2 separate regions of the Homo sapiens genome follow, and region 2 is linked to region 1. Evidence: read pairs that join two places in POLR2A ChIA-PET (ENCODE). Cell type or tissue: GM12878. All regions are shown on one strand. Links, peaks and the distances in the headings refer to the core of each region. The heading gives the core; the rest is flanking DNA. Region 1 overlaps TIPARP (TCDD inducible poly(ADP-ribose) polymerase). Region 2 overlaps KCNAB1 (potassium voltage-gated channel subfamily A regulatory beta subunit 1).

Evidence for each region. Peaks named below come from ENCODE experiments on the same cell type or tissue, not always from the same donor. Only the 100,000 strongest peaks of a DNase experiment are listed, where the experiment ranks them.
Region 2: POLR2A ChIA-PET joins it to region 1 with 5 read pairs; 5 of 35 experiments call an interaction of 5 or more read pairs at or near these places.

The regions. Positions count from the first base shown.
Region 1 is chr3:156,681,650-156,698,015 of GRCh38, forward strand. It overlaps TIPARP (TCDD inducible poly(ADP-ribose) polymerase), which reads left to right. Exons shown (of 6, transcript NM_015508.5): 3 at 12,371-12,539; 4 at 14,216-14,376. Among named protein-coding and RNA genes, the nearest start is that of TIPARP-AS1, 14 kb to the left of the region's middle. In GM12878, for the core only: no CTCF peak of the experiment used is centred there; no DNase peak of the experiment used is centred there; H3K4me3 peaks cover 907 bases; H3K27ac peaks cover 1,099 bases.
Region 2 is chr3:156,471,474-156,487,839 of GRCh38, forward strand. KCNAB1 (potassium voltage-gated channel subfamily A regulatory beta subunit 1) reads left to right here. Exons shown (of 14, transcript NM_172160.3): 8 at 3,261-3,347. Among named protein-coding and RNA genes, the nearest start is that of KCNAB1-AS1, 33 kb to the left of the region's middle. RefSeq lists enhancers at 11,589-12,788, 12,022-12,281, 12,312-12,401. In GM12878, for the core only: no CTCF peak of the experiment used is centred there; no DNase peak of the experiment used is centred there.

The DNA.
Region 1 (16,366 bases), core at 5,487-9,486:
TTTTTAGTCAAGATGCTTAGATACTAAAAGCACATTAAAAAAGGATTTCAATAATACATGCTTATTTGTTCCTTGTAATGAAATTATGATGTAATCCCACTTTGCTTTCTCATTTTGCTTTTGTACATCTACAAACGTTCATTGCCAACATCAACTGCATACTAGTGTGTATGTACTTCCCAGATATAGATGCTGAGGCTTCTTTTTTGCACACGAGATGAGCCTTGGAGAATTTCCAAATTCCAAATATACAGTTGAGAAACAACATTGAGTGTTGTGTTTTCGATTAAGAAAACAGAGTCTGGAACAGTGTAGGCACTCATCCTTAGTAGACGATGACATTGGATGGCAGAATTAAGCAGTTTTAAAAGAGCCTTGCACACTGTGGAGTACTGTTGTGGATAATTGAAATTATGGAGGTTGTGCAAATCTCTCTTTAGCAAACAAGATCACCACTAGTTTCATATTACATTCATTTTAAATTGAGCCAGAACAATTTTCTATTTATTTCCACCTGTCAAGAAGGGACACACTGCAAACCTTATTTTGGAGGCTACCTGCAGGTGCACATGTGACCAATGATTATTTCTAATTCTGAATTTATTGAAAGAGAGTGGAGGTGAAGAGGAAGAGGAAAGTTGCAAACCCTGAATCCATTATTAATTTTTTTCAGAGGACAGGGTTTTTTTCTTTTGGGATTAATGCTCACTGATAAAAGAGGGAGCTTTAGTTGCTTTAAGGCTTAAGGCTAGAGTGTTGTCATAGTTTTAGTTGCTGAGTGATTTTGATTGCTAATTGCCCTTAGAAGTCTATTTTTAAACTCTGTCCAAGGGACAATACCATTAGATGACTTCACAGAAACTCTATATAAAAGAGAAATGTATATTAATGATCATAAAAAGCATATACTGTTACAGTCCCTATATGACTTGCATAGTGAATTAGCTAAACTAGAGCAAGCTCCTGACTGAACTCTACTGGAGTAGTTAAATTAGCCAAGTTAGCTCTGGCGTGCACAGCTGTGATGATGTATGAACTAACTCATTATGTGTTATTGATAACACTGGAGAGAGGAGAACAGCTGAAACTTACTATGCCTTGTGACTTTTTGGTAGTTCTTGAATATACACAGCTGGATGAGTTTAAATTTATTTTAAAAATTTCTGCCTAAGAGAAAGACAGCTCCATAAGCAAGAACTGTGTTTGAAGTGACTTTCAAAATGTGTGCCTTGTGCTTTAGGATAAAGCAATCCAATGAATTATTTTTTGTACTTCTTTATGCTACTATTTACATATGAAATAAAACTAATTGGCTTCTGTCTATACTAACCCAGAGAAGTTACTGGATCTGTGTAGAGCTGTCATGGCAATCAATAGCAATCATTTATTTATTCCCTTTTTGGTTTTTCATCAATAAGCAGATTAGACTTTTTGAAGCAGCTGCCACCTGGCTTCAGGTTGGGGTCATTCTTTTCCTGATGTATTTATGGTAATGAAAATGAACCTTGTCAAAATGATTTATAACTTTTAAATCAGACAGTTGGAGGAAATAGCTTGTAAGGTTATGTGGCATTCCCTAAAAATAATTGCATGATACATTATATATTTTATCATTGAGTTGAATCCAAAGCTCTTACTTTTTATTGTAAGTAAGAAAAAAAAGGAATACAAGTTGAATATCCCTTATCCAAAATTCTTGGAGACCAGAAGTGTTTCAGATTTTGGATTTTGGAATATTTGCATAGTACCCCAGTTAAGCATCTGAAATCCGAAATGCTCCAGTGAGCATTTGGGTATCATCTTGGTGCTCAGAAAGTTTTGGGTTTGAAGCACTTCCGATTTTCAGATTTGGGGTGCTCAATTTATAGTAGTAACTCCATTCAGCATTTAAAATTTCATTCTGCACATAGTGGGCATGCAAAAAAAAAAATGCTGACTTTTGACTGATAACTCTGTTGTGTCCCTGTAAATCTATTTCCTATTATACTAGAATTATCCTATTATACTAGAATTTCTAGATCATAGATTTACAATCTACCATAAAGTAAAGATAAACTTCATAAGTTCTTCTGTGTATTTCTAATCATGGTCAGTGATCCTTAGTTTTATTCTGGGTTTGGGTGCTATTCCTAAAGGATAAAGCAGTATGTAGTCTATGCAAACCTTGACTACTCAAGGAATGCTACAAAAATACAGCCATTTGAGATTATGACTTTTTTCCCATGGTCTCTTTTATTTTTATCTCCTGATTTGAGACCACCAGATTCTGCATCCTTTGTCTGATGGTGATGATTCTGGATTGCATTTAAATTAGGACCTTAAGTCCTCTTAACCTTAGCCAACAACCTTTAATAATTATCAGTCTCCAATTTGTGAGTTGCAATTGTCTTTTTGTGGAAGGAAAACTTAGTACATGTGTATATCATTTTTTGCAAAGGAAAAAACATATTTCAAATTGCAAGATAATTATTTTGGCACAACTTGTATGGCTAGTTCAAATTGGACACTGTAAAAGTTTTGAAAGAAACTCACTTTGTAAAAGTAGGAGAGTTTCTCTTTTATAATAAGATTGGGGTCTTAAGGTAAAGTGAGTTCGAGAGATTTTGTATCTTTGAAAAAGACCACAGTGCTGAAGGTTAAGCCATTTTCCCTTTGATTCTGGGTTTGAAATAGGTGATAGCCTGAGATCTTGATTTTACCGCTACTTTGCAACACCTTAAACAGAAACTGTACAAGGAATAAAATACTTCTGAAGTTCACCATTTCTAGGAGCAAACAAGCCACATTTTAGATGTGAAGGAATTCCTTTTTTTTGAGACCAAGTTTCAGGCTGGAGTGCAGTGGCATAATCTCGGCTCCTGCAACCTCCGCCTCCTGGGTTCAAGCAATTCTCCTGCCTCAGCCTTCCTGAGTAGCTGAGATTACAGGCATGCGCCACCATGCCCAGCTAATTTTGTATTTTAGTAGAGACAGGGTTTCTCTATGTTGGTCAGGCTCGTCTCGAACTCCCGACCTCAGATGATCCACCTGCCTCGGCCTCACAAAGTGCTAGGATTACAGGCGTGAGCCACTGCGCCCAGTGATGTGAAGGAATTTCTTTAACAAAACTAAATAGGGCTTATTTTTATATTTATAGATTGTTTATGACAGTGCTTTCTAGGGACTGAGAATTATACCGTATACAGACTCACCCCAATTTAAAATTTCTTCCTTCAAACGTTAAACCTAATCCACCTCAATCCCTGACACAGTAACTGAAAGCTTCAAATTTTTGAGATTAATTCACTTGTTAATAGTGAATTTGAAATTACAAGTGGTAGGTTCTGAAATACATTTTGAAATTTTTGAAAATTAAGGATTTTATGTACAATAAATTCTGTTTGTAAAGATTTATATTCAGTCTGTGAAGAGGACAGTATTGCAGACTTGAGCTAAATATAATCAATTCTGTGATTAGGAACTCAAATTTTAGAAGTTGATGACGTTAGTAAACTTCTAATTGTCATTTGTGAAACTTCCAATTTTCCTTGCTGACTTAGCTAGTTACTGTTACTAAGGCAAGCATTGAAGAGAGTTAACTAAGCATTCCTATTTGCCGTTTCCACACAACAAAATGTGTCTGTCTCCTGGATCTTTCTCTGCTCTATGCTGTTTACTTACTGGTAACACCCACTTGACAAGTAAAGAACCTTTGCATGGTCATCACAATGAAAGGATAAGTTCTTACAAGAGTGAGAATGCTAGAGCAACTATTCCTTTTCACCTTCTACAGAAACCAGTGACTTTCGAGTATGTGTACCACAAAAAGTTGTGTAAGGAGTGTATTGAGAATCTCCCATGACTAAGTTGTCTGAGGAAGAGTTCAGTAAATTTGTATTCTTCATGCAAATTGAAGTCCTCTGTTTTGGTGCTATTGCCTCTGAGTATAAGGAAGGATTTGTGAGTAATCTTATGTTGAAACATAGTACTTCTGGTAATGATTAGAAAATATGTTTAGACCACACTTACAAGAATTTCTCTTTATTACATTAGCTTTTCTTTTTGAATTAATTGAAGAATTCTTAAATTGTCCCACTTATACGACATAGCCAAAGAGTTTGGATGATCATCTTTGGTCTAAATTTTCACTAGCACTTGAACAGTCAGTGAAGAATGGCAAGGGTGAGGACCAAAGGGTGAACTTTGCTTGCAGTAGTGCATGTGCTTTCAGAATCTTGCATGCACCCTGTGATCTTCACAGTTCCTGCAGCTGATCAAGGTGTAGAGAGGGCAAATGGCACAAAATACTCTAAATAATTTCCTGCTGTGGTTGGTCTTTGGTTTCTGAGTGTCACCTGGCTTAGCTCTTTCATTACCAGGCATTTAGAGAGTAAAAATTAGCACAGGATAAACACTGGGTTTGCCTTCTAAGGTTTAATTACTCATCCTAATAAAAGAAAGACATCCTTGAATCTGTGCAGAGTATGTGAAACAGAGTCAGGGTAAAGTATGTGAAACAGAAGGAACTTTGCTTGCTTGCTTTCTGACATTTGGATTATCCAAATGCTGGCAGACATCAGAAGCATTATGTAAAGTGTTCTACAAATTTGTTACTCAGAAATAATTTCGACTCTCTTAACTAATTGATAAAATTGAATCTATCATAGAAACTTGGCTTTGTAGAATCCAACTCCCTCAGAAAAAGTTACCAATTTAAGACGATGTTTGAAAGGTTTTGTTATAGCTTATAAAACCTAGACAATAAAAAGACTCTCTGTCTTTTCTCTAGGAAGTCTTTTTCTCTAGCAATTTGTTTAAAGAACTATCAGAGTGATGAATTCTCTATATATAGGTTGCTTGTATGCATTCAAATCTCTAGTCTGCTGAAAGCTGTTTACTCTTCTCTGGGTTCTTAGCATCAAATACGTAATAAGTCACCAATGAGTATATTTCTGATTCTTTCATTGATCAGTTAGTTCATCTGGACTAATTGGGGAAAAAGCCAAAGCTAAATAATAGAAAATTCTGAGTAAAAACCTTTTTATGGGTATCATTTGTAATTTAAAAGTCAAAGCAGAAATAAATTAAGCTAATAGTTTATATCTTACTAGGCATTAGAAAATATTTTTATGATAACTATAACTAGTAGTTATGTGTAAATGAGTGCTGAATTGAGGTATTTGAAAGCAACTTATTTTTAAGTAATTTTATCATTTACATATAGTATTATATTTATGTAGAAAAAATTATAAAAACGTTTATTTTATCCCTTTTTAAGGGATGTCAAAGTCTATATTCAAAAAATTGAATTAACCACTATTTGTGCCTTGAATACATGGGAGGCATTTTTTATTGTTTACTTTGAGATAAGATAGAAACCTCTCAGTTTTAAAAATATTTTTCTTAACAGAGGGGATATCTACTCTTTATAAAAATCAGTGATTGCATAATTTAAGGTAGTATAAGGCATGCTACCAATTTATAAAAACTAACCTGTGCCTTCTATCCCAGCTGTTCTTACAGAAATTAAGTTTCACTTTCTCATCAGGCTATGGTTGAGAAGTATGTCTCATTTATAGTGCCTTCTGTGATCTTAGGACATGTGACTAAACTTGAATAAAAGTTAAGGCTGTATGACATTTCTGGTACCTTCATGATGCAAAATTTAATCCCACACTACCATAAATAGATGGCAGTGAGATCTTCTGATCTCATAAGTGTAATTTTTATTTATGAAAGATTTTAGACTTATCCACATTTTATTGGAAAGTGTTTTTGTGTTCTTTGCTTTGATCTGTAGTTGTGTAATAGAAAACAAACAACAAAAAAGCCAGCATAACAATATTTTAGTAGGTTCTTTTCCTTAAGTAGATACTGTAATTTGCTTTTAGTGGTTGCATTGGGGCCGGTGGACTTCATTGTATGGTATTATTTATTAGGGGTTTAGCAAACATCTAGATGTATTCAAATGGCTATGTCTTAGTATCAGTGTGTTTTGAGAATAAACTGTGTTATGTTTGTTTAGCTCCCCACATGCTTTTGGAGAATATACAATTAAAAAGCTTAAAAACAGATAATCTTTTTCATTTAGGAAACTTACCTGCCTCTCTTCATTTCACTGGGTTCACTTCTAGAATGACTTTTAAGACTACAGATGTCTAACGATTTATGAATCAGACATGAGGTTTGGCACACAGATAAATGTGATTTCAGACAGCATCCTTCTCACTAACTTGCTGCCTTCTTGGAATAAGAATTTCCAAGATGTCTCAGGAGGTACCAAGGGAGCAGCAACAAGGCCTAATGATCACTTCTTCAAGAATTTATCCCAAGAAATGCATTGTATCTTAAGTTGGGGAACACTTTTACCTACTCAAAAATCTTTTGAGGTATTCAGATAAATCCATGATCTGAGTTTTATGTTAATAGTTTTACAGTGTCATAGTGTGGTAATTAAGTGTAGAATTTTAACCTCTGAGGCTGGGCGCAGTGGCTCACGCCTGTAATCTTAGCTTTTTGGAAGGCTGAGGCAGAAGAATTGCTTGAGACCAGCCCAGGCAACATGGCGAAACCTTGTCTCTACAGAAAAATACAAAAATTAGCTGAGTGTGGTGGATCATGCCTATAGTCACAGCTACTGGGGATGCTGAGGTGGGAGGGTAGTTTAAGCAAGGGAGTTTGAGGTGGCAGTGAGCCTAGTTGGCACTATTGTACTCCAGCCTGGGTGACAGAAGACCCTATCTCAAAAAAAAAAAAAAAAAAAAAAAAACTGAAAGAAAAATAAATTTAATCTCTGGTGAGTATTAAAAGATGTTGCTTTGGATGTAAGCATTTATGAATAAGTTTTATTGCCGCCCCCCCCCGCAATAAGTAGCCCTGTGCTACTTATTTGAGGCAGTGTTAGCAAAAATCTTAAGTAGCAACAGAATAAACAATAGTTTTGCTTCTAAAGAAGAAAGTTACGAATACATAGTTTTCTGAAGTTTAATAACTACACTGTTTTCACAAAATGTGTTGGTATTGTGTATGCCATGGCTTTGATTCTCATCACCTTGTAACACATTTGAAGGGATATAAGCTGCCAGATATTCCAGCATTGCTAAATGAGTCCTGGAAATATCAAAGCCAGGTATCAAAAGCCAGCTATATTTTGTTCGCCAGTGAAATTTCTTTAGCAGCGGCAAACATATCCCATCTGCTGTGCCTGTCTCAAGCCAGTAGCGGAACCTCAAGTACTCTCCACATTGCATTTAATCTTTATCTTTCTATCATTATGACCCTCCGTGTTGGGAGATATTTTCACTTTACATCATAATAATAAAATAAAAGGACACTACTAATTGTGTATGGTGAGTCTAGCTGATTAGGGTGTGTGTTAATTAGTTTGAGGTCACAGGCTTATCCTTGGAGAAACCAGTTAGCTCTTACAGGCAGGAAGCCAAGGTTCTGAAGTCTAACCGATCTGGTTAAAACTGTACAGAGTAGGATTCAGAAAACTTTGTATTTAATCAACCTATGCCAAAGTCTGAGTTCTATGTTTTATTTCTATCACCTTCCCACTTAAACCTGCTGTACGTCTGGTAATTTGTCTTGTTAATAGCACCATTATCCAACCACCCAGACCAGAAACATGGGACACATCCTAGACTCTTTTCACTCTCTTCTGCCCCACGTGTAATTATCCTTCATGCAGTTAAATTCTAACTCTTAAATACTTCAGCTCATTCCTACATTGCCTCCTTAGTCCTCTTTCATCATATGTCTCTTGTGCAGTTCTAATAACTATACATGGCTGTTCATAGAATAATATTGATAAATATCCTAATATTTAGCAGTTGAATGGTTTTTCTCTACCTGTCCACTGCCAAAAATAAATAAGTAAATCATTCTTCTATACCACTACAACTGGAGTGACCTTTATAAAGGCAAGTCTGGACTTTGTTGTAAATTCACTGGTGTTTCCTACTGCCCATAGAATCAAGACCTAACTTCTTAACACAGTAAACAAAGCTCTTCATTATCTGGCCCAAGCCAACTTATCCAGTCCAGTTTTATCCCTTATCTCTCATAGATACATATACCCTAACCTCCCACATGAACTGGGTGTGCCTCTTGCACACTATTCTTGTGTGCCTTGTTTGGTTAGCTTCTACACATGGAGTCACTCCGCATGTGGTGTCCTGCCTCCCATTGTTTGCCTGGTAGCTGGACCTGGCTCACATTTTATCCACTCTGGAACAACTCCCTTGACCACCTTTCTTGACACCTTTTCCAGCAGAGGTAAGCCATCTGCTTCTGACCACCTTTGTGCCACACTTCACACTATGCTGCAAGGTTTCCTTTTCCCACTAGATTGGTGCTCTGTGTCATTTTGCCTTTTTCATTTTCTTATGGCCAAAGCAGAGCCCAGTACCAAATTAATGTGTCTACTTTAAATTACTTTGCTTTTTTTTTGGTCTCATTTTCTTCTTGGTTACAAACACTTTATAAACAGAGAAACTGCCTAAAATGGTTACACTCTTTACTGAGCTCCCAAATGTATAAACCCAAGAGCTATTTATCTGAGAAAGAAGTCGTGTTCTTACTATTTTCTGTTTCATTTAGCATCTTTTTCTTTTTTAGTTTTGGTTTGCATTCCAACTGTTTATTATTCATGTCATAGGTCCTTTTTACTTTCTTTTCAGGATCTTAAATACTAAGATATTAGTATACTTATTAAAGAAATATGTGCGGCATACTTTCTGACTTAATGTGGGTGTTGGTGCTCTATGCATTGGTAATGTATGTCGGAAAATGTTGGCTTAATTGGTATGTGCAGATATTTGTTGAATAAGAGGAGAACCATTGTTATAAAGCATCTAAATTATGAGAATGGGCGTCCTTTTCAGCATTTTAAATTAGTGTTGTATATGGATTCTTATAGTGGGATGTGTGGTGGTGAGATGTGGAAAAACAGAATTGTTAATATTTCAGCGGTTCAAGTTCATTCTTCCCTTAATAGCAAAAATCAGCAGTCTGTTCACAAGGTTTTGTTTTCTTCTGGTTCATGATAGGGCTGTATCTTAGATAAAACAATACTGATGGATTTAGCCATCTGATACAAATAGCAAGATATAAATCCTACTGTACAGTGGCTATTACCCATACTCTTTTTTGGCTGTCCCTCAGTAGAGATGCCTTTAGACCAGATGGGGTTTTCATCCACAAGGATTATTGCACCTTGCTTTTACAGAGACACCCCCAATCTCTAGCACTGTCTCTCTTGCTCAGTTTCCAACATCCTGTATTTACTGCTTTGACTCTAACTTCATCTGCTCAATACTGTAAATTCCTAACCTTATATCTTAAGGCTCTGACACCCTGGACTTAAACGTCCACAGTTTGTTGCCTGAAGTCTCTCACATTGCTTGTTTTACCCCCTTATAGGAATTTACAGGTTCCCATTTCCTCATCTCTCAGATACCCCTGTTTAGAAGGTCTCCTTTTCCAACTAGTACCAATCCTGTCTCCACCCGTCTTTCAAGAAGCAAAGTGCTTGGAGACCTCTTTTTCCTTGTTCTTACAGCTCTTTACTTACAGTGATATTTCCTGTTATTTAAACTGCTTCTAAGATTCTTCTTCTTGCAGAAAGCTATCTTGGATTGATAAAGTAAAACCTCTTAATTTTCCTGACCTTTATCCATTACTGGATGCCAATAACCACCTCCTCTCCCATATTGCTGCATGTTTATTCTTTGTCTCTTATTTCCTGAATGTACTTGCCACTGGTGAATTTAGATAGGCAGATGTACTGCTTCTTTGGCTTACATTTTGTTAGTTATTCCTTTCTTAACGCCCCTGGAAGACAGGGACTACATCTGTTTAATTCTTCGTGTATTGCCCAGTAGAGCCCACCATCACGATTATCATACATAGATGACTCATAATTGCTTTCTGATAATAGGAAGCAATAGTTTGATAAAGAAGAATGTGGTGGCTGTTGAACATTTGGCACCCATATTGCACACATTTATGCTGATGCAGATTGTGGAGAAAAAAACCTCTTGGCTTTAGATTTTTAAAGCATTCCCTGTTTAAGGGAGAGCAGGTGGTAAAATTAATCTTACAAAAAGATAATTTAATGTTTTTCAAATTTATGATTTTTGTCTCTGTCAAGTTTAGAAAAAGCATATTGAAAATCAAATAGAGCTAAAACAGTACTTTGATACATCAATCCAAAGAACAGTTGATTGTAGTAAATTAGGATTTGTCGTAGAAACTTCATAATGCCCAAAGGACTGACATGCACAGAGAATGTAGCAAAAGCTGCAGTTGTAGATGTCTTTCTCATGCAAATCATTATCTATGAAGTCTCAGTAATACAGGCTTAAACAGAAATTGCTAGAGTGATGTCCAGAATAAAATCTGACACTAAACAGCAAAAAGCATTGGCTGTTTATATTATAATGCATGTTAACATAATGACTGCTGTTCTAAGAACTCCTTAAAGGAAATACTGAGGATTTGTGACTCATAATTGGGAACAGTTGCTGGGCGATAAGCTTAAAGGGGGAAAAATATGTTTAGAAACTTGAAACAATCTTAACAGGGAGAAAGTTTTTTATCTCACTTCCCAATCATAACATCAGATTCTCCTAAAGTTAATGAAAATTGCTTAAGGCAACTTGATATGAAGTTTAATTTAGGCATAGGAGTTCCAGTTTACAGGACTTTTTTTGTTTTTTTGTTTTGTCGTGTTTGTTTCACTTTTTAGGATTTCCCAGAAACATTTTTCTATTTGAATTAAATATTCCTACTTACCATAAATCATTTTAAAACAGTGGCCAAATATTATTTTAAACTACATTATATTATCTTATTTCATACTTAATTAATATTATATGTTGTTTTTGAGACCATATCCAACTAGTTAGTACTCTTACTAAGCAAGAAGTTTGGGGTTTATTGGCAAGATCTTTAGGAATTTTAAAGGAGTATACTGCTTTTTTGTAAGTTCCATACTTTTTGGCTTCATCAGTTGGTTATATGGTTGTTTTTTCAGTGTAGAACCTGATTCATAAATTGTGAACATTGGGATAGAGGATGGCAAATATTTGTATAATCTGTTTTTCAAATATTTGTCTGCAGAATCTTTTGTGCACAGAATACCTGTTAATAGTTTTTGAAACAAGTATTCTAAGAGCAGATTTTGGAAAATGTGCTAGCTAGCAAAACCCGTAGATCAAATTTTTTTTTTTAGACAGTTTCACTCTTTTTGCCTAGGCTGGAGTGCAGTGGTGCAACCACAGATCAAATTTAATATCCTTTTCAAAATCCTAATTTACAGCAAGGAAATAAGTTAATTATTGGGAAAATCTGTCTCAACACCTAGACTTCACATGTACCAGTCTTTCTGAATGCCTGTAGATCTAGAGTATTTCCTGTGTTGTAGACATCCATTTAGAAATCTGTGGTACACTATGCTACAATATCTGTGCTGTTATCATATATTTAATTTTTTATATTTTCTTATAGTAACTTTCAAACATACACAAAAAAGAAAAGAGAGAAGAGTATAATGACCATTATGCCAGTTATTTGAAATAATGGTTCAAATGTTTCAAACTCTAGGTGAAGTTCCATAAAAGAGGAAACACAAATGTTTTTATTGGACTACCTTTTATAAATTATTAAATGAGTCTGATTCATATAGTGGGACTTCCCTCCAACAGTATGGAGACATTTGTAAAGGAATGATTCAGCAGCAGTCGACCAGATAATAAGATGACCAAAATATTCTCAAAGCTAAACCTCATAATAATCCAAACTTTTTTTTTCTTCATGTTTTGCCAACATTTTTCAACCCACAGGATAAAAGATAATATTGATGTTGGGTGGATTAATACTGGCTTTATCCGGATTCATTTTATTTTTCCCTTCTTTTATTCTGTCTTTGATCAGGCAATACTGTGTATTCCTGTATTGGCTCAAGTAAACTGATGGCCTCTGAAAAAAAGGTCAAGCTTGAAGAGAAATTTTCTGTCTATGTTTAGTTTCTACATATAGCATCATAGTAAAACTGACTCCCTGATTGGCTGAGGCCAGCCCACTGTAGAGTGGAGGGTGGGCTTATTTTGATTGGGTTAGGCCAGTGGTGCTGTGGGGTTAAATCAATCTTACTATAATTCCATGGCCTAGAAATTTTGGTCTTGATTAGAAAGGGCATGTAGGAAATGGATGCTGTGGAAACAACCGGCAATAAATATGCTTTTACTCCAAGTAAAGCAAGTTTTGAAAATTCTACAACAGGCTATGCTATGTATTTTTAATGTCCAATGATATTTTTAGATATTTCTGTTTTACAAATTTATTAACAGGTTTTTGGGTTTTTTTTGTTTTTGTTTTTTTTTAGAGGACAAGAATTTTGGGCAGATTTGAATGCCATGAACGTGTATGAAACAACTGAATTTGACCAACTACGAAGGCTGTCCACACCACCCTCTAGCAATGTCAACTCTATTTACCACACAGTCTGGAAATTCTTCTGTAGGGACCACTTTGGATGGAGAGAGTATCCCGAGGTATTTACAGATTCTTTGTTGACAAGTACATTTTTCAAATTTATTTTTTTCTTCCTGTATTCTTTTATTCTTTCTTTACAACAATGACTAGGCAGAACTATGCATATAATCAAACAGCTTATGAATATAAAATTGAGTCTCATTGATACAAGAAAACTTTTCTCTTTTTCTTAAAATTTATTTCTTTCCATTAATTTGAAATCCAAAGATAGCATACCACTATTATCAGATAAATAAAATGCTTTCCACAGAATCTTGCATTATAGAGATGAAATATTTTGACCTGTTGCCGCCTGTGGAGTAATTTTCACGACATGAGAATTGGTATAACTTTTGATTATATCTGGCTCTTGGGCTTATGGAGATTGGATCAAGTGTTACACTTAGCATTTTAGAAGCCCAATGGAAACAATCACTCATGTCTCTGGAAGAAGTACTTGAAAATGTTTATTGAGCTGTGGTCAGGGAAATCAGTTATTTACAATTTTCTCCTATGTGCACTTGCATCCTTAGTCTGAGACAGTGATAATAGCCCTTCAGTCTCAAAGCAAGGTTTTAAAATGATGATGGTTTACTTTGCTTCTGAATGACAATTCTGAGTCATTTAAACAACCTCAAATGGACTTTAGAGATTAATTTCACATTCCAAAGATCTGACTTTTTCAATTTAAGTTCATTTCCAGCATTACAAAAGGGGGGAACAACTTATCTACCTTACTTTTATTTTTAAAGACAATAGCAAAAGAAAAAAACCTAGTATGTTAATTATTGTTAAACACAATATTAAACTAAGTAAGTTTAAGTAATCACTAGTATCTACCTTCCAAAGAGAATACAAGGCTGTTTAAAATGTACTCTCAGAATACTTGGTAATCACTAGTTATCTACCTTCCAAATAGAATACAAGGCTGTTTAAAATGTACTCTCAGAATACTCAGACTGTTCCTGTGTTTTTCCTCTGAGAAGTTTTTTGGGTTTAGAGCTTGAACTTTATATACCACCACCTTTTCAAATTTTATTTATTTATTTATTTATTTATTTTGAGAGAGAGGTCTTGCTCTGTTGCCCAGGCTGGAGTACAGTGGCACAATCATAGCTCACTATAATCTTGAACTCCTGGGCTCAAGCAGTGCTCCTGCCTCAGCCTCCCAAATAGCTGGGACTACAGGTGCATGCCACCATACTCAACTAATTTTTATTTTTTATTTTTTGTGGAGACAGGATCTTGCGATGTTGCCCAGTCTAGTCTCGAACTCCTGGCCTCAAACAATCCTCCTTTCTCTGCCTCCCAAAGCGTGGGGAGTGGCTCACAGGCGTGAGCCACTGATACTGGCCAACATCACTATCTTTAATTCCTCTTTTGAAAACTCCCTTAAGAAATATGAACGAAAACTCTCTATGATATTATTAAGGCTCAAAATAGAATAAAATAGTTCCCTGGGCCCCACATGTTTTGTAAGGTGGAAATCCATGCCTTATGAACAGGGAGCATCTTTCCACCCTACATACTTGGAAGGGAAAAAAAATCTTAGCATATAAAGGGAGTTATTTAGACTCACTGTACTTTATTGAAATTCCTGTGAGGTTAACTTTTGCCTTTGGTTAATTTTCATTTTTAACCATGATTATTAACTTTCCTTTTTTTTTTTTTTTTTGTTCTGTTTTCTCCTCCATAGTCTGTCATTCGATTGATTGAAGAAGCCAACTCTCGGGGTCTGAAAGAGGTTCGATTTATGATGTGGAATAACCACTACATCCTCCACAATTCATTCTTCAGGAGAGAGATAAAAAGGAGACCCCTCTTCCGCTCCTGTTTTATACTGCTTCCATATTTACAGTAAGTGTCGAGTATGAAGTTGCAATATTTACTCTCATTTTATGTAAATGCATTCCTGAATACTAGAGATAAAAAATAAATAAGAGTCTACCTTGGTTAGTACTCCTAGAATGTGAAATTCCAAATTAGTCTTTGGATTTTAATTCCTCAACAAATTGAGTGTAAATAAGCTACAATAAATCCAGTTACACTAGAAGAATGAGTAACTTATTGGATTTTTTAGAGTTAACATTTTTCCACAACTAAATATAATTGTGTCTGGAATGAGTCACAGAACTTGCATTTACCTCCTTCATGGAAGATTTTTTCCTTCCATGAAACTACTTTCAAGATGAGACCCTTCTATGTTACAGGACAACTTAGCCAAACTGCCGGGGCAAGTGAGGAGAGTCCTACAAGGTGATTTCTTGTTTTCCTTTTACTTGAGGGAATTTGAATGGGGAAAGTTCACCTTTTCAAATAATTTACATTCTCATTTGCTAGGTAAGCCACCTCTTCTTGTGATACTCACTAAAATTACTTGTCATACTTACTAAGAATACAGTTTCTTAATGTAAGGTTAGGACTGAACTCACTCTTCTGAATTGTAGGTGAGCTTTTCTTCCATTTTGCCAAGAGTTGTTTCTTCCTTTGGTCTCCAGACAACCCAGTGGCACATCTTTATAGATACCAAAAGGTGGGGCACATTACCATTCACATGGCCACCTTTGAAAATTAGTATCTCTAGGGAAATCATTATCTACTCCAGTCAGATATGCTATTTTTAGAGACTGATTTTGAAAATGGTATAGGTTTACTTGGTTTTATGAACTTTAGAAGTCTAGCGTAATGGTTGGTTTTTTTGTGCTGATCTTTGAGGAAAAGATACCATTTTTATATTCCTACTGTTTTTATTTTAGCTCAAACTGTTTTCCCTAAGTTGTTATGAGAAAATCTTAGTGATTCTAATCCCATGTTTGGAAGGGGAACAGTAAAAACAAAATACAAATAAAAATCCCTGAAATGATCAGTATCCAAAAGAAATTTGTAGTAAGATTAATCTTAGAAATATATATTGGATTGGGTTAAGTGTGTTCTTTCTTCTAAGTGCCCGTTAGAAAAATTTTACCTTGTAGGGTTTCTTAAAAAATTAGAACTAGTAAAAATGCCATTTCTGTGATTTTACTAGCACAGCTGGAGATAGTGTCAGTGTCCAGTAGTTAGGAATATATTGTCCTCCTGGTGAGATAGTAGAACCCATTAGTGAGACCAGCAGCTTGGCATGCTGAGCCAATCAAGCAAGATAGAACTTCTGTGTGAGGGTAAGAATGCAAGTTCTGCATTGTTGGAAAGTTTCGGTGAATGGTGAAAATGCGTCTGTTTTTATCTCATGATAAGTAATTATGGAATATGCCCTCTTTTTTTTTTTTTTTTGAAGCTTAGGCTTGTTTTGTAAAAGTATGAACTATAAAGATAATATAAGCAGCAATACAATTAATGCCACAAATATGCCTTCATTATACAGGCATATCTTGTTTTATGGTGCTTTGCTTTATTGTACTTCACAGATAATTGTGTTTTTTACAAATTGAAGGTCTGTGGCAGCACTAGGTCAAGCCAAATCTATTAGTGCTGTATTTTCAACAGCATGCGCTCATTTTGTGTCTCTGAATCATATTTCGGGTATTCTTCGGATATTTCAGGTGTTTCATTATTATTGTATCTGTTATGGTGATCTGACCGGTGATCTTTATGTTACATTTGTTTTGGGGTGCCAAGAACAGCACCCACATAAGACGGCAGAGTGTTCAAGTGAAAGGAAGAGTTACACATCTCTAAGTCAAAAGCCAGAAATGATTAAGCTTAGTGGGGAAGGCATGTTGAAAGCTGAGATAAGCCAAAAGCTAGGCCTCTTGTGCCTTAACATTAGCCAAGTTGTGAATACAAAGGAAAAGTTCTTGAAGGAAATTAAAAGTGCTACTCTGGTAAGCACACGAATTATAAGAAAGTA
Region 2 (16,366 bases), core at 7,126-11,125, 210 kb before region 1:
CTCCTGCTTCTCCTGTTTTCCTCTTTCCACAGACGCTGGGTTAGTGCGGAGGCACAGGCTAAGGTCAAATAGCCTCCAGCAAGTACATTTGCTGCACTGGAGCACTTACCTCCTTAGGTTAAGATTGGCTGCCCAGCTGCCCTTCTGGAGCCAAGGTTAATGCATTTTTGCATGTCTACTTAAACTTAAAACAATACCTGGCCCTAAGCCAGCACTCAACAATCATTTGCTAAATGGAGATAGAACATGATGACTTGTTTTTTGAAACTAAACGTAAATGGCTCTTAAGGAGATACTCATGAAACATATCTTAATGTTGATTTCATTTATGTATTTCTACAAAATTAAAGCATCCAGAGAGGAAAAAGCAGGAATATCTGATTTGGTTTGCAGTCACATGAAAGACCAAAGCAGGAAGATCACCAAGCACCATTTTGTCCTTGGACAGATGAGGAAACTGAGGCTCAGAGAGGCTAAGGGATATCACAGGGTCATTCGGGACAGCCCAAATCAGTACCCTGAATCCCAAACCCTGTGCCTCGCCTCCTCTGAATGCCAGACTGGTCCATCCAGCTGCCAAGAGCTCCATGTAGTGACTGAGGTGCTACTTAGACTCAACTTGGCTCCCCGACCACCTCCGGTTGGCTTTCCCCCTGACTGCCCCATTTAGTAACAGTCGCTTCACTTCTCAGGCCAAAAATCTAGGAGTCATTCTTATTTACTCTAATCTCCACACCCTATGTCCAGCACACCAGCAAGTCCATGTATTACTACTTACACAACCTGTCCCAAATGTGTACACCTCTCACTAACTTTGTCTGAGCTGGATGAGCTGCGGTGGCTGTGCCTGCCTTCACTCTTGTGCCTTCAGGTCCCTCTCAGCAGGTGGAGCCATCAGTTCAAAATGGAAATCTGATCATATTATTTCCTCTGCTTAATCTCCTCCTCACTCGACCCTCCCCAACCAATGTCTTTAAATCTCACACAGAATCCAAAGTTCATACCATGGATTACAAGACTTTACGTGATTGAGATTTTTAAAGTGAGTGGATAGTGTCCTTTAGAGGGACAATTTCCTTTCACTCCACTTCAAAGTCAGAGGAGGGATCACTGGCCTCAGATACTTGAATTTCTTGCCAAATATCAAGAAAGTGCTTTTCAGAGAAAGAACTAAAGAGGTGGGAATGACCAAATACCATGAGGCTGACCTTAGGATCAAGTCCATATCATTAGTTCCAGGTACATATTACGACCTTGAACAAGGAACCTGTGCCAATAGCCGCTCTCAATATGCACTGTTAGTGCTCCTTGGGATGAAGACTGTGTCTGTGCATCTTTAAACCCCGAGAGCCTGGCACGGTCTCAGGATAAAATTGGAACTCAATACATGCTCATGGGATGGAATAATAAATGACAAAATCACACCTGTCTGTGACATGCCTGATCACACAGTGCTGTAACAGTGCCAAGTTATTTGTAGCCTCTTCTCCTAGTTACTCTCAGCCCACACTGAGCTGTTTAGAAGAGAACGGAGAGAGAGGGCCATTGTCAGAAAACAAGATACTTATTTCCTCTGCCAGGCATAGGCCAGAACTGTCATTAAATGCCCCTTTCCAAAACAGGGGGTCTAGTGAAAATTTTTGGCATTTGGTCTTCTGCTGTCTTCCCCCTGAAACTTTCCAGATGCGAACACCATGGTATAATTTCACATTCTGGTTCTGTAGACTATGTTACACAGCTCTCCCAGGAGCAGCAATTCTGAAGGTGTCAGTATTGTTAGGCCCACTGCAGACTAGAGAATTGAGTCTCAAAGAAAGGTCAGAGAACCCAAGTGGGGTCCCTAGCATGCTAGAGTGCAGATTTCCGACCTTTCAAACCTTGTGATACCCTGTTATTTGTTTACTTAGTATTCCTGTCCTTTCCTTACCTCCTCCCTGCATACAACTGTCCCCAAAAGTGGCTCATATCATGATACTTTTTCATGTTAATTTAATTTCACACTGTTTCTTGAGATAGCTGGTGATACCCTGTGCCTGAGCATCACAGAAGGTTTATAGGAGAAGGCATTAGACCTCATAACATCTGTCTGCCCTAATCTCTTCATCAAAGCTTTTAACAAGCTACCATCACAGACAATCCTTTCTCAATGGATGGAAAATATTTCCAGAACAATATTCAAGCACTCCATTTTCCTGTCAGAAAAGTAATTGTGGCTGGCTGATAAACCAGTATGAAAAATCAAATTTAAATGAACCAAATTTAAATTTATAAGAGCCTCATTTAACATGCAATTAATTTTATGCCTATAATAAAGAGACTAAAGCCTCTGGTCTCCCTGAGGAATTAAAGAGGCTGATAAGAGAATGCTAAATGCTGTGCCCCATGGAAATAGGGTAACATGATTCTCGAACACTGTCATCCTTTTGGTTGCATAATATTATATACAATACATTCTATTTCAGGGAAGCATTAATTTTACTAAAATTAATTTTTTTCTGAGTATTCATAGAAATGTGACCAAATGGTTAGGGCTGAAACATAGGCGGTTGGTTCCTGACTCCCTTTTTAAGTTCTTATTCTCTCCTTCATATTACGTCTTCAGTCTTTATAGCATTAGCGTCCAGTGTTTTTGTTTCTTCCCCCAAAACAGAGAATAATAGAAATGGTAGAGCTCAGCTATATTTTATGTTCCTTAAACTTTGTTCCAATTAGTAAAATGTTGAGCAAAGGCTTCATTTGCTAACCCCTTTATATTACTATTAAAACCAACATTTACATTAAGATGGGGTTGGGGCAGTCATTTATTTCTGATTTAAACCATTTTAATGAGTTTTATGTGTAATAAATGTACCTCTAGCTCACTATAAGCCTATTAAGTGATCCAAAATACATAAATATTAATTTGCATTGTTCAAGAAGAAAAACACTAACTGTTGGAAAGAAGCTGCTTTTTATTCTAAATTTTGCTTCTGGATATTGCCACATACAAGTCACTGTGAAGGTCATTCCTAAGTGTATATTTTCCTGTGAGAGTGATAATATTCCTGAAAAAGCTCTAAGACTTTTTTTATTGGGGGAAGTCAGCCTTTCATATATTTTTAAAACGTTCTAGAGTCAATTAACAATCATTGTATTCAACGCATTTTTGAAACTATTCCAATTCTATTTTTTTAAAGCAAATTCTTGAAAGAAACCAAACTTCAACTCTGAATAGTGCTCATATTTAGATTTTGGGGTTTGTTTCCTGCTTCTGCTCCCAGGATTGAAGGGCTCCCTCCAGAGGCTGCAGCTCGAGTATGTGGATGTGGTCTTTGCAAATCGACCGGACAGTAACACTCCCATGGAAGGTAAGTTAAGAAAGCTAATAAAATACTCTAGAAATCTTGATTCAGTTTGAGGGCTTATTCTGCTCACAGCAGGAAATGAATTGTATTCAGACTGATCAAACTGAATGTGAAAAATAAAAATGTTTCTGACTGATGCCTTTTGGCCTCAGCGTTTAACCCCAAAACCAATGCTCTGCGTGCTGCGTCTTCTTCTTTTAAAGCAGTTGAAGGCATTGGGCTCGTGGCTCCCGCTGGTTACAGTGCTCACCTTTTCCAGGTTCATTTCACTTTTGTGATTTCATCAACTAAAACAATAAAGTTAATTGGAAAGGGGCTTTATAACTCAGCCATCATCGCGTCACAGTAAATCCTTTGAGGGTCTTCCTATTTTATAATGGCTCTAAGTCTGATTAGTTTCCAGTCTGTGGTAGCAATGCTCAGTGGTGCCACCAGCAGGGATTCCACAGCAGTGACTGCTTCAAAATAAGATATCATTGCAGTTTGATTGTTGAGTCTCAAGGAGCTGCAACATTTTATCCCCCTTCTGTTATAACTGTTTGAGGACCACAGTTTAAGCTTCTCCCTGTGGAAGCTTTCAGAATGTTTCTAAAACCAGATTTTCTTCGATTTACATTTATTTACAGAACTTGCTAGGATGTTTGAGACAGAAGATAGTTTGAGAGGCTGAGGATGAATTAAAAAGAATGTTCCAGTTAACTGAAGTTTAAAATCATATGGATTATCACTTACCTGAGGTGATTGAGAATGAAGATATTTGAGAAAAAGAGCAAAAATGAATATTCTGGTTATTTGAACAGTATGATGTGGATTACCACTTTTAAAATAATTAGAATAGTTTGATTCACATGAGATTACATTGAAGGTAACTTTGTCCTTGATGATTCAAAAGGCAGGATCTTGTAATAAATCAGGCTCTGTAAAGAGTGGTTCTTGTTATAGGGTTATAGAAGGGTTATAGTAATGGAAAAGTATAAATGATTGACATATTATAAATTTTTCTGGGTTGTATTTCTGACCATAAAAAAGTTATGGAAATTATTTTCCTTGCCATTTGTCTCATTCTCAACTACAGAGAAATGTAAAATATATATAGTCTTATAACTAACTTTCTCCTACAGTTTTCTTCTTTCTTGAATCCGGGTAAAATTAGGAGTTTATTATAAAGCAGTATCAGCGTGGGAAATTTTCCATGGAAATGACATAAAACTGCATATTTTTTGTCAAAGCAAAGATTAGGTGTTTGAGAAAGCAAATCATAAGCATTTTATTAGTATAAGAAGTATTTATTGCAAGGATAATATGACGTTATTCAACTCTTTTTTTTATTTTTTATCTTATTTTTCCATAAGTTATTGGGGTACAGGTGGTAGTTGGTTACATGAGTAAGTGCTTTAGCGGTGATTTGTAAGATTTTGGTGCACTTATCACTAGAGCAGAATACACTGCACCATATTTGTAGTCTTATCCCTCACTCCTCTCCCACTCTTCCCCCCAAGTCCCCAAAGTCCACTGTAGCATGCTTATGTCTTTGTGTCCTCATAGCTTAGTTCTCACATATCGGTGAGAACACACAACGTTTGGTTTCCCATTCCTGGGTTACTTCACTTAGAATAATAGTCTCCAGTCTCATCCAGGTCACTGCAAATGCTGTTAATTCATTCCTTTTTATGGCTGAGTAGTATTCCATCATATATATATATATACACACACACACACACACACACACGCACACACACACACATATACACACACACACACATATATACACACACACATATATATATATCTCACAGTTTCTTTATCCACTCGTTGATTGATGGGCATTTGGGTTGGTTCCATGATTTTGCAATTGTGAATTGTGCTGCTGTAAACACGCGTGTTCTTTAAGGAATATTCACACTGTTTTCCATAGTGGCTGTACTAGTTTACGTTCCCACCAGCAGTGTAGAAATGTTCCAGTCAATTCTTAATGACACATTAAAACAGAGCACTAAAGTTATTTAGTCTGCAATAGTGTCAAGTAAAATGCCATTTAGTGGGGTCTATGAAAGACTGGAATTGCTTCACATTTTAAGTGCCTAGTGACTATTTTCCTCTTTTAGACAGTGTTCTTTGCAGTTATACCATGTACAGGATAGCAGAACATCTGAGATTTTTAAGAATTTTGTTCCCATCTTACCCCTACCTTTAATTTTAGGAATATATTGTAGGAGTCTCTCAAACAGAAAACATAATTTGCATTATATTTATAGAAGAAGGAGGAAATCCTCAATTAGGAGCCAAACTATGTGATACCAACAAGATAATGATGTCTCTTGTATCAATATTTATTACATGTTGAAATTTATTTTAAAAATCTTCAAAGTGTTTTAAAAAATAATTGCTGCTGCCCAGTGGAGTTCGTAACTGCAGCATTATTTAGCCTTTATGGGAATCAGAGAAAATTTACATTTTTCCTGAGTAGTTTCTTATATACAATTCCACAAAGCGGAATGGGAAGCTATTTTATCCTGAGTCATTTTCCAAGCTCAGAAGCATAATGAAGGGTGTCAAACAATGGAGATTCGCCACTTGTTGATAAGGTCAAGGCACATGGCATTTTGTAGCACAGCAGCAATCAACCACCTCATGCTGGAATGTTGCCTGCTCCCCCTCACTAGGAAGGGGAGACTCACCCCAGCAGGCCAATCAACCTCTGAGGCTTATTCTTCTGGGAGGACCCTGCAGGGACATTCCACAGGCAGCTCCTCATGCAGGACTTGTTCCAGATTGAAATAGCTTCCATGTGAGCTTTTCCTAGCTTTCAGAAAATGTTTATCCTCAAACTTAGTACACTCATTTGTTCCAAGGTGGGCCCACTGGAACAACCAGAGTTTGATATAAGTCTCTGGAAACACATCTATACATATAGTCTTTTCTACTTTACTGTACCGGGGGAAGGTACTGATCTGGGAAATAAAGAAGAAATAGGAAATAAAGAGACAGGACTGTCCGGTGGACTTGGGTACATTTGGCACCCTAAAAATGGGGGGAAAACAAGGTGCCTGTGTTAGTTCTGGATTCCATGTTGTTGAGAGTCACCTTTGCAACAATTTTGTAACTCATACAGTGTGTGTATGGGAATAAAGTTGTACATGTACAATGGGGGTATACCTTAGGAAGACTATCAGTGTTTCTAAAAACATTACAGAAGGCAAATGTTATTTATAATCAAATTACCCTTGAAAACACTACAGTAACTCTGTTAGTTAATGATATTCTATTGGCGTTAATTAATTATTCAATTTATTTTTCAAATGTGGTGAAAAAATCATCACCAGATAGTTGTCCAACCTTTTTTTTTCGGTAGTGGCAGAAAAATCCTTAATATCAAATGATACTACTTTTTTTCTTGTTTCAGCAACTCACGTTGGCTATTTTAGGTTCACTTGCATCCATTTCTGTTTAAGTGACACAACAGTGGTTGCCAAGTATATATTGTTGAGTATTTATATATTAAATCTACATTTATTAATACTATGGACCCTTAGCATTTGTAAATCATTTTTATTGATTTCAACTATTATTTGCCAACCCCATGGAGTCACAACCCACGCTGACATAATTCTGCTGAGGCACCTCTTTTAAACACAGGGGACGTAGCACTTTCAAATGAGTTCAGCCCAACCCAGTGCTTGCTCTTATTTGTCACTGATTACCAGGTAGCGCGGAGTACAAGAACTTGGGGACACTGAGAGTCTCCAGTCATAAACTATGCAAATGTCAAGGGTCATGTGTGTGCCCACAATGAGCATCGCTAAGATACATTTTAAACAACTTCCATTTAAATATTATTAAAATGCCAATTGTATTCATGTGGTTTCTACCATGAAATGATGTTAATCGGGAACATTTTAAAAATAAACCAAGACGAGCTTCATCCAGTTTCTACATATCATACAGCAACCATTTGAGCCAGAAAAAGATTAACTGCAGCATCTTTATAACATATTGGCATCATATATCTAATTAGTTTTTTCCTTCCCTTATTTCTTAGAAAATCAATAGACAAAAAGCGAGTCCTCTCAAAAGAATGGCTGTAAATTCCAAAGGTGCAATCAGTGGAGAAAGGGGTGAGAAACTTCATTCGCAATCTGCAACCCCATGGAATACAGTTAGACATTTTCAGGCTATGGGAAGATGTTCCTGACAATGGAGGGGAGCTTGTGTACTTTTTCCTCTGTCCCTCTTGTTTATTTTTTCTGGTTCACCTAGTAGTAAGTCATTTTTCTTTCACAGCATCTGCCATGCCATCTGTCTCTGCTACAATATCTGGCAACGATGGCATGTTTTCCAGTCCTAGAAAAAAATCAGCCCCACATCCCATTTCCTCCTTCTTATGGGTCTGTGTTCCTCCCAGTAGAGTCACTGACAGTTCTTTATGCTCTATGAAGCTCATATCCCTAATTCTGTCACTTCCACAAATCCCTAACCTGTATTTCAAAATCTTCTCTCGAGCTCATTAGACAAGAAAAAGTTCAGGCAATAGAGTCAGTCTGGACATGGATGGACACAGAGCATTTGTGTGTCCAAGGAGCCATATGAGGAGTTTTTTGGGTTTTTTTGTTTGTTTCTTTTGACTTTCTGTCATTCCCAAACACCAGGCTAATATCTCTACCTATACTCTTCTCACTGCTCCAGGAAGAACAGATTGAGCCTAACTGTGGTCATGAAAGGAAGGTATAAGCCTGTACCACTTGTAGACAACAGCAAGAAGAGGGGACACACTAACTTTTCGATCTGAAAATATGATTTTTAAATTAAATTAAATTTTAGTTAGTTTTTTATTTTAAAAACACTTGGATTTGAGTCCTTACTTTTCATATAGAGCTTGTTGCCAAGACTGATTATTCTTACAGAATTCCTGAGTCATTAAATATTATTTCCATGCTGATAACGGTTCCAGTTATTAATTTTTTCCTGCCAGCAGATCAGCACAGACATAAAGCAGCCCAGATGTCTCAATTTCAAATAAGAGAAGCAAGACCAAAGTTAGCTTCACTTATTCCCATAGTATCATCTTGTCAAATAACCCATTCCATAAGTATTTACTTCTTTCTAAGCCATCTTTTTTAGTGTTGTCATGTGAAAGCAGGCATCTATGGATATTCAGGGATTCAGGATATCCAATGACAACTTAGAAAATGCCAGAAAGCAAAAAACATTGCAGTATCCCAAATTTTCTACATTTTGACAGTTCCAAAATACTGGACCTAGATATTTAACTTCCAAAGTAAAAAGTTTTCAAAACCAAAATTAACCACCTAAAACCTAGAAACATCATTTAACCACAGTAGATCAGGCCTTCTGCCTCTATCTTTTATTATCTTCCCTGAAAGTTACCTTCAAGCCATTCGAAAAAACATGATATAGAAGGAAGAAATCTTCTGCAAATATTATCAGGGAGCTGTCCAATAGAAATATAATGCAAGCCACATATATATAATTTAAATTTTCTATTAGCTACATCATTAAAAAAGTAAAAAGAGAGAGGAACAACACATATCGGGGCCCGTTGTGGGGTGGGGGGCAAGGGGAGAGAGAGCATTAGGATAAATACCTAATTCATGCAGGGTATAAAGCCTAGATGACGGGTTGATGGGTGCAGCCAACCACCATGGCACATGTATACCTATGTAACAAACTTGCACGTCCTGCACATGTATTTCTGAACTTAAAGTAAAAAAAAAAAAGTAAAAAGAAACAGGTGAGGTTAGTTATTATATTTTATTTAATGTGATATATCAAAACTTACCACTTCAGCATGATCCATTAGTATCCAAAAGTTACTAATGGCATATATTACATTCTTTTTTTTCCCTACTAAGTCTTTGAAATCAGTTGTGTACACCCTAATTTGGAGCAACACATTTCAGCTGCTCAGTAGACAATTTTAATTAGGATCAGCCACATTTCAAGTGCTCAATAGCCACATGTGGCTAGTAGCTACTGTACTTGACCACGCAGGCTTATAAACCATATTCCCAGTCTGACAGAGCCGCAGACACATAGTAGGTGCTCAATAAATATTTATTGACTAGCTGGATGAATGACTGAGCAAGTGTTTGAGTGATTGAATGAATAAAGCTCCAAAGTTAAATAGCTCCAACTTCATTTTCCTCTACTTGAAAACCCATCTTGGTTTCCTAACCTCTATAAACATTCTAGTACCTGGTTCAACATATTTCAAGGAGATGTTGACAGGTTGCTGCCAAACAGCCCCAGGACACTTACATGCTGTTTCTCATCTACAATCACAGTAGCATCCAGATGCACTGCATCTCTCTTTAGAAATCTGATTGATATCTAAATGAGCAGAAATGAATAAAGGGACAATTTGGCAATACAGCTGCCCCCTGAGTATTACTGTATCAATTAAGATTATTTAATGCATTTCATTTATTACCCTGGCCAGGACGTTCCCAAGGCCTCTGGTGTACATCAGATCAATTTAACCCCCTGGTTTGAAAGCCCGGGACAGTTGAGTTTTCAAGAAATTAATTTGGAGAAAATGATTTTCATATCCAAGAAGATGAGCCAAACCCAGCCAAGCTTGTTGCAAAAAAAAAAAAAAAAAAGTGTTTCAATTTTAAAAAGCAGTTTTGTTTCCATTTTAACTGCAAATTCACCAAAAATTTTCCTGATACTTTAGGCCTATTTAGCTGATGTTTTGTCCTGTACAGACCAAAAAAATTGTGTCATAAAAAGACAAATTTATTTCATCCGTCCTAAGAAATGACAATGGGGGACAGTAGGGTTCACTTCAGGTTCTTTCCATCTCAAGTTCGTCTGTTTAGAAAATCTCATGTTTCTGTTCATAGTGGACCTCCTCATTGGAACAATATTTCTGCAGAGTGGACTAGGGCATTAGACAGACACAACTTCAAATTCTGGCTTTGCTACCTATCAGACTGTACACTTGGGAAAAGCTACTATCCTCACAGAGGCTCACTTTCCTCACCTGAAAACAGAGGAAACATAAAGCACCATCTGAATGAGTTAACAATGTGGTTACAGCACCTCACTCACAGCTGGGGCAAACAAACGTAAGCTCCATTTCTAGAATGCCCTAGGTAAGGCATGTAAAACTCTCCTTTCTCTGGATCTCTTCTCAGAGGTAATCATGGGAGAAGTCCAAGGCCCTGAAATTATAATATGATGAAAATCTAATGGAGATAGCCAAGCTGCAGGGCTGCACAGGATCTGTGATGAAGTCATGTAAGATTCAAGCCATGGAGTTGGCAGTGTAATTTTCTTATAGCCCTTTTTTTCCTCCTAAAATTTTGCTCTGAAACTCTTTATGCCCTTTAAGCTGATTTAATCATAAATTTTCCAGGGTTAATCTATTCAGCCTGAAAGGTGATCTTGTGCCTGTGACTTTATTTTCAAAGATGTCTCTAGAAAAAAAAAACAACTCAATAATAGGATTAACTCATTCATTCAGTTGATATTCACTGAATACTTACTATTTAAGCACTGTTTTGGGCACTTGGAGAAGCAGAAGTTAATAAACAAAAATCCTATCCTTAGAAAAATCACATTCTTGTTGGGGAGACAGACAAAAAGTTAGTAAGAAAGTTACATTAGATGGTGATAATAGAATGGAGAAACAAACTAATCATGGGAGGGGGCTAGGAAGTTATGGGGGTAGATTTTAGTTAGGATGACCTAATAGGAGGAAATGGTGGGCAGTGGGGAGGGGGTTTGGAAAATAGCTTGGACTCCTCCAAAATAGCAAAGGTATGGCATTAAGAGTCAGACCTCAATTCAAATCCTCTTTCTGTTACGAGCCAATTGATCTTAGGCAAGTTATTGAACTTCTCTTGTCCCTGGTTTTCTTATCTGTAGAACGTAGGTAATAATATCTGCTCTATAGGGTTATTGTGAGGATTATTTGAGATAATATACACAAAATGCTTAGGATGTTGCCTAGTAACTACTCGAAATTTAGAGCTACCATTTTTGTTATTATTACTGTTTGTATAGTACTGCTGTAATTTTTTTATGCAGGAAATTACCTTGATGCAATTGTAGTCTCCAGGTCTACTACCAGGTTATCCTAGAGGTCTCAAAGAAGAAGGCTAACACAACAAATTAAGATGCATGAGTCACATGGTTTATCAAATCAATTAAAACACATTATGAGAAGAAAGAGGGGAAGAGATAGGGACAGTTAAAATAATTACACTAGAATTCACGCAGGAGAAAGAACCCAGCTACTTAAATCTTGGGACACACAGTGCTCATGTGACCTGTTCTCTCTATCTACCACATTGACCTTCTCCGTGGTGTGATTATATAGGTCAAATCTGAGGTTTCAGCAAGGGGCTCAGCAAGGAAAAGATGCCCGGGTCAGTAGTATACTTGGAAAGACACAGGGACAAGCCCACCTGGCCATGACCTGTAGCTCATCATTTGGCCTGATGAACAGCTAAGGACTATTTGCATTCCTTGCACAGAGGATTTCTGTGGCTAGAATGGGGGTCACCAATGGGTGGCTGACTGAAGACTTAAGTTCTCATATTTTATGTATTTATATTTAGTATATTTCAAATGTTTGATGTCGTATGCATATGGATATGTTGTCAATATCACCTCTTTCCATTCCTCCCTCCTATCTGTGTTCAGCATGCACATTCTCTACTTTGTTGATGGCCACTATGACTCAGGGGTTACTAATCCACTTAGTTTTACCATGCTCATCATATAAATTCTGCCTATGTCTCACAAGCTACTTGCATCTCCACCCAGTTTCATTTATCCTCTTTCTTTGTTTCACTTTCTTTCTTGAGCAGAACTGAATAATCTTAAGTCATACAGCAAAGGCACATTACAGAGTTCACCACTCTCAGTTGTTGACATGTTGCCTCAGGTCCGGCAAATCTTCCAGGCCTGTTGAAAAATTTCCAGCATTAACAAGAGGCCCACAAAGTTCTGACTGTGGATCATTCTGATATGCATCTATAAGAACAGAGCCCCTGGTTAACAAATGATCTTTTCCAACTGGGTTCCATAGAAAGAACAAGAGCTTTAGAGAAATTACCTTTACTAGAACTACTGAGAAGTTAACAATTGCCAAGGCTGCAGAAAATATGTGAAGAGCTGGCTTTAAAGAAAACTATACTCCAGAAAAACAATTGTACTCATCTGGTGTTGTATTTTCCGCTTTCTTTGGAAATCAGTGATTCCCAACCTTATTCCATAAAGTCCTGGTTTGAAGGGAAGATTCTAAAGAAGGATATGCTTATATGCTATGCAGTTTACTTCCTCTATTTTCTCTCCTCCCTCCCCCACCTTTTTTTTCTTTCATGACATCTTTACTCAACAGCGAAGGCAGAAGAGATTCAATCTGTATCATTCAGTAAGTTAAAAAAGGAAAAACAAGGTGGGCCAAATGTTTGGGAGACTATTGTACCTTCTCACAACAAGTCTGTGGACTTCACCAAGCTCCAAAAGGATGCTTTTTTCTTCTTCTTCTTTTTCCCTTAAGTTGTTTTTAGTTAAGAAAAAAGAGAGAGAGAGAGGGAGAACAGAGAGTGCTTCTGCTCACCCCAGCTGTCAGGTGAAAAACAGAGCTGCTTAGTATTCTGGGGCTGTGGGTTTATGACTCATGTGCACTTCCTTCTGTGAGTTGTCATTTCTCTGAGAGATATTTGGAGTTGTGACAAAATTTAACTCCATATTCTGAGGGGATGTTGACTGGATCTCAGGAGAATTCATTTCTGTAAGTTCCTCGATCTGCTGCAGCAGATCTGCAGTGACATGCAGAGGACTTGGAGACTAACATGACTTAGCAGCAACACACTCTGAGGGTTTACTGGCATGCTGATTGAATGCAGTGAGCAGAGCCACCTGTGTCAGGGTAATCGAAAATTCTCAGACAGCCGGGGATAAACAAATACCCTCGAGTCTCTCTCTTACTTTCTGTACAAAAGGAAGTATTAATAATGAGAGTAAGTGGTTTTGTTAACCCCCCTCCTGAATATTTAATATGTGTCCTAAAAAAATATGAGGTCTGCAATCAGAAGGTGAGGGCGTTAGTCTTAGGTATATAAACTTGGCTGAGTTGCTCAGACCTTCAGCTTCTCAGTTTTTCATTTGTAAAATGGGAAGAATAAAAATATTCTAGCTATTTCCAAGATTGTTGTGAAGACAAAATGAGATAAGTGGAAACATGTTATAAATTGTAATTGTCCTGCACAAATATTTTGAGGTTGTTGTTGTTACATATGTTTACACTTTTAGGAATATATAAACCTTGGAAGATGTAATAATCAAAGTTTCAGCCAGACACCAAGAAACAATTGAAATGACATTTTAGAGTGAGATGCCAGTTCTCCATTTGTACTTTCAAATGAAGTGTGCAAGAGCTTGTTCCATAGCTCTTTCTTCCCCCAACTTTTTATTTTGAGAAATTAAAAACTTATAGAAATGGTGAAAGAATAAACACCCAATACTCTTCACCTACATTTACCAAATTGTGCCACATTTTGCCTTTGTTTTTCCCTCTCTTGTTCTTTGCCATTGTGACATTTCATTCATAAATATTTTCTCCAGTATCTCCTGAGAATAAGGCATTCTTCTATATGACCATAACACAATCATCATACTCAAGAATATTCAAGCCATATTCAAATTTTCTAAAATGTCCTTTATAGGATTTATTTGTTTTGCTTTTTTGGGGGGGGCATGAATCCTGCAGTACATTTAATTGTCATGACTGTTAAATTTTTTTATTTTATTCTATTTTAGATTCGGGGGTACATGTGCAGGTTTGTTACATGGGTATATTACATAATGCTGAGCTTTGGGCTTCTAGTGAACTGATCACCCAAATAGTGAACATTGTACCCAATAGGGAGTTTCTTAAGACTCACCACCCTGCCACCCTCCCCTCTTTTGGAGTCCCCATTGTCTAGTATTTCCATCTTCATGTCCTTGTGTAGCCCTTGTTTAGTTCCCCCTTACAAGTGAGAACATGACGTATTTGATTTTCTGATTCTATTTCACTTAGAATAATAGCCTCCAGCTCCGCCCATGTTGCTGCAAAGGACATGATTTCATTCTTTTTTCTGTCTGCATACTATTCCATAGTATTTTCCACACTGTTTTCCGAGGGCCCAGGAGGGTTGCTGCATCCCATTGCTGGTCCTGTTCAGGTTGATCACTCGATTCAAGTGATGTCTGCCAGGTTTCTCCCCTGTGACAGTACCTCTTTAACTTTATAACTAATAAATAACCTAGAATGTGATTATTTGAGACTATGTGAATAGCCTGTCCCCCACAACCTTGTTTTAGCACCCACCAAGGATCCCTGCCTGTGTCCGCTTTTATAAGGAGGGCTGTGAGACGGTGCTTTCCTGATTCCATCAGCTCCTCTTTCTTTAGGAGTTGGTTTTCTTCTACAAAGAGAAGCTTTCCCTTCTGCTCTTACCCTACTCTCTGTTCAGTGACTCTGGAGCTCCTCACTGGCTTCAAAAGTATAAAAGTTGAGAGAGGGGAGTAAAGGGGGTCTAGTGAGAAGGGCACGTATGAAGAAAACTGTGCTGTGAGCTCCATCCACCCCAGCATGGGAGAAGGCTGCCTCTTCATTGCCACCCTGGTTGGGATGGGGGTTTGAAGGCCATTCAGATGGTTTAAAACATTACCCCCATGACTGGGGAGCATAGTGGCCTAGGAGCTGATGCATGCCTGGAAAATCCAGGGGTAAAGAGGTGGGCTGACTATCTGTCTTGGTGGCACCACTGGGGGAGTGCTGACCTCCTGGGACTGGTAGGGAAGGTAGTTACAAATGTCTCCTGTGTGGGGTCTTCTTGAGTCCTGCCCTTCAGGGCCTCCTGGAGGATGAAGGCTGGAGGACAGGGATTTGAGGGAGAAAATAGAGAAACAGAGAAACCAAACATACCTGACACTCTTGTAGTCTTCTAGCCTAAACAGGTCCCAGCTTGGGCAGAGGAAAAGAGTTTGAGTTTGAAGTTTGATTGAGATTGTTGGAGGATGTGCTTATGACTTAAAATGACTTTAGGTCTCTGTATTACCATAGAATGAGCAGAAAAGATGTGGGACCAGTCTGAGTTTTCATCAAGGCCAAAGGATACTTGCTCTACTGAATGTTAAGGACCAGTAGGAGATTTAAAAAAATTAAGCTGAAGGATTACATTATCATTAGTTATGCTTGTTACACGTTTAAATACCTAAGTTTAAATCTGACTTAAATTACATGCACATGCCAAAAAAATTTAACTCTTAGTTTCAGAAACAAATTTGTTTACTTTATATGAAAATACCATTAAGTCCAATATAACTGGAAGTTTAGGAAAACCTTATGTGCTTAAGATTCGAGTCTCCATAAATTACAGAATAAAGCACTTGGCCCCCTGTATAAAATTCATACATTATACAAAGACATCCCTCATACTCCAGCACTACTTCACCCCACATACCCTCCTTGGGAATCTGAAAACTTTTGAGGTGTCACTTCAACTTTGGGAAGTAATTATTTGTTAATGTTCAAATAGTGGAAAATATTATATGCCACAAAAGCCTCAACCTCTGCAGTTTGGAATTTACCCATCATTTCTAAATGTATCCCCATGTTAAGTTTTATGTATTTGTTTTAAATTCAAAAGGGAAAGCGTGTGTTGTGTCTAGCTCCAGTGAAGCCAATCATACAAAATTGCTGATAATTAAATAAGATACTTTTAGACTTAAAATTTTGACAATCCAAATATAGTCAGCTCAGAATTTGCTTATTCAAGAAAACCATTTTGTTTGTTTTTAAGGGCCAGTGGATGGAACAGTTTGTACAGGGAAGCAGTAGGAAGGGAAAGAAAGCTTAGTGTTAACCAATATTCTTCTGTATTAAGGGCAAAAAGGAAAGCATTGTATCATCGCCTTTGAAACTAGAAGCAAGTTTGGTAATTAAACAAACCCAATAACCACTTTAAAATGAATGTTTTTATCTAATGAGATAGGAGATA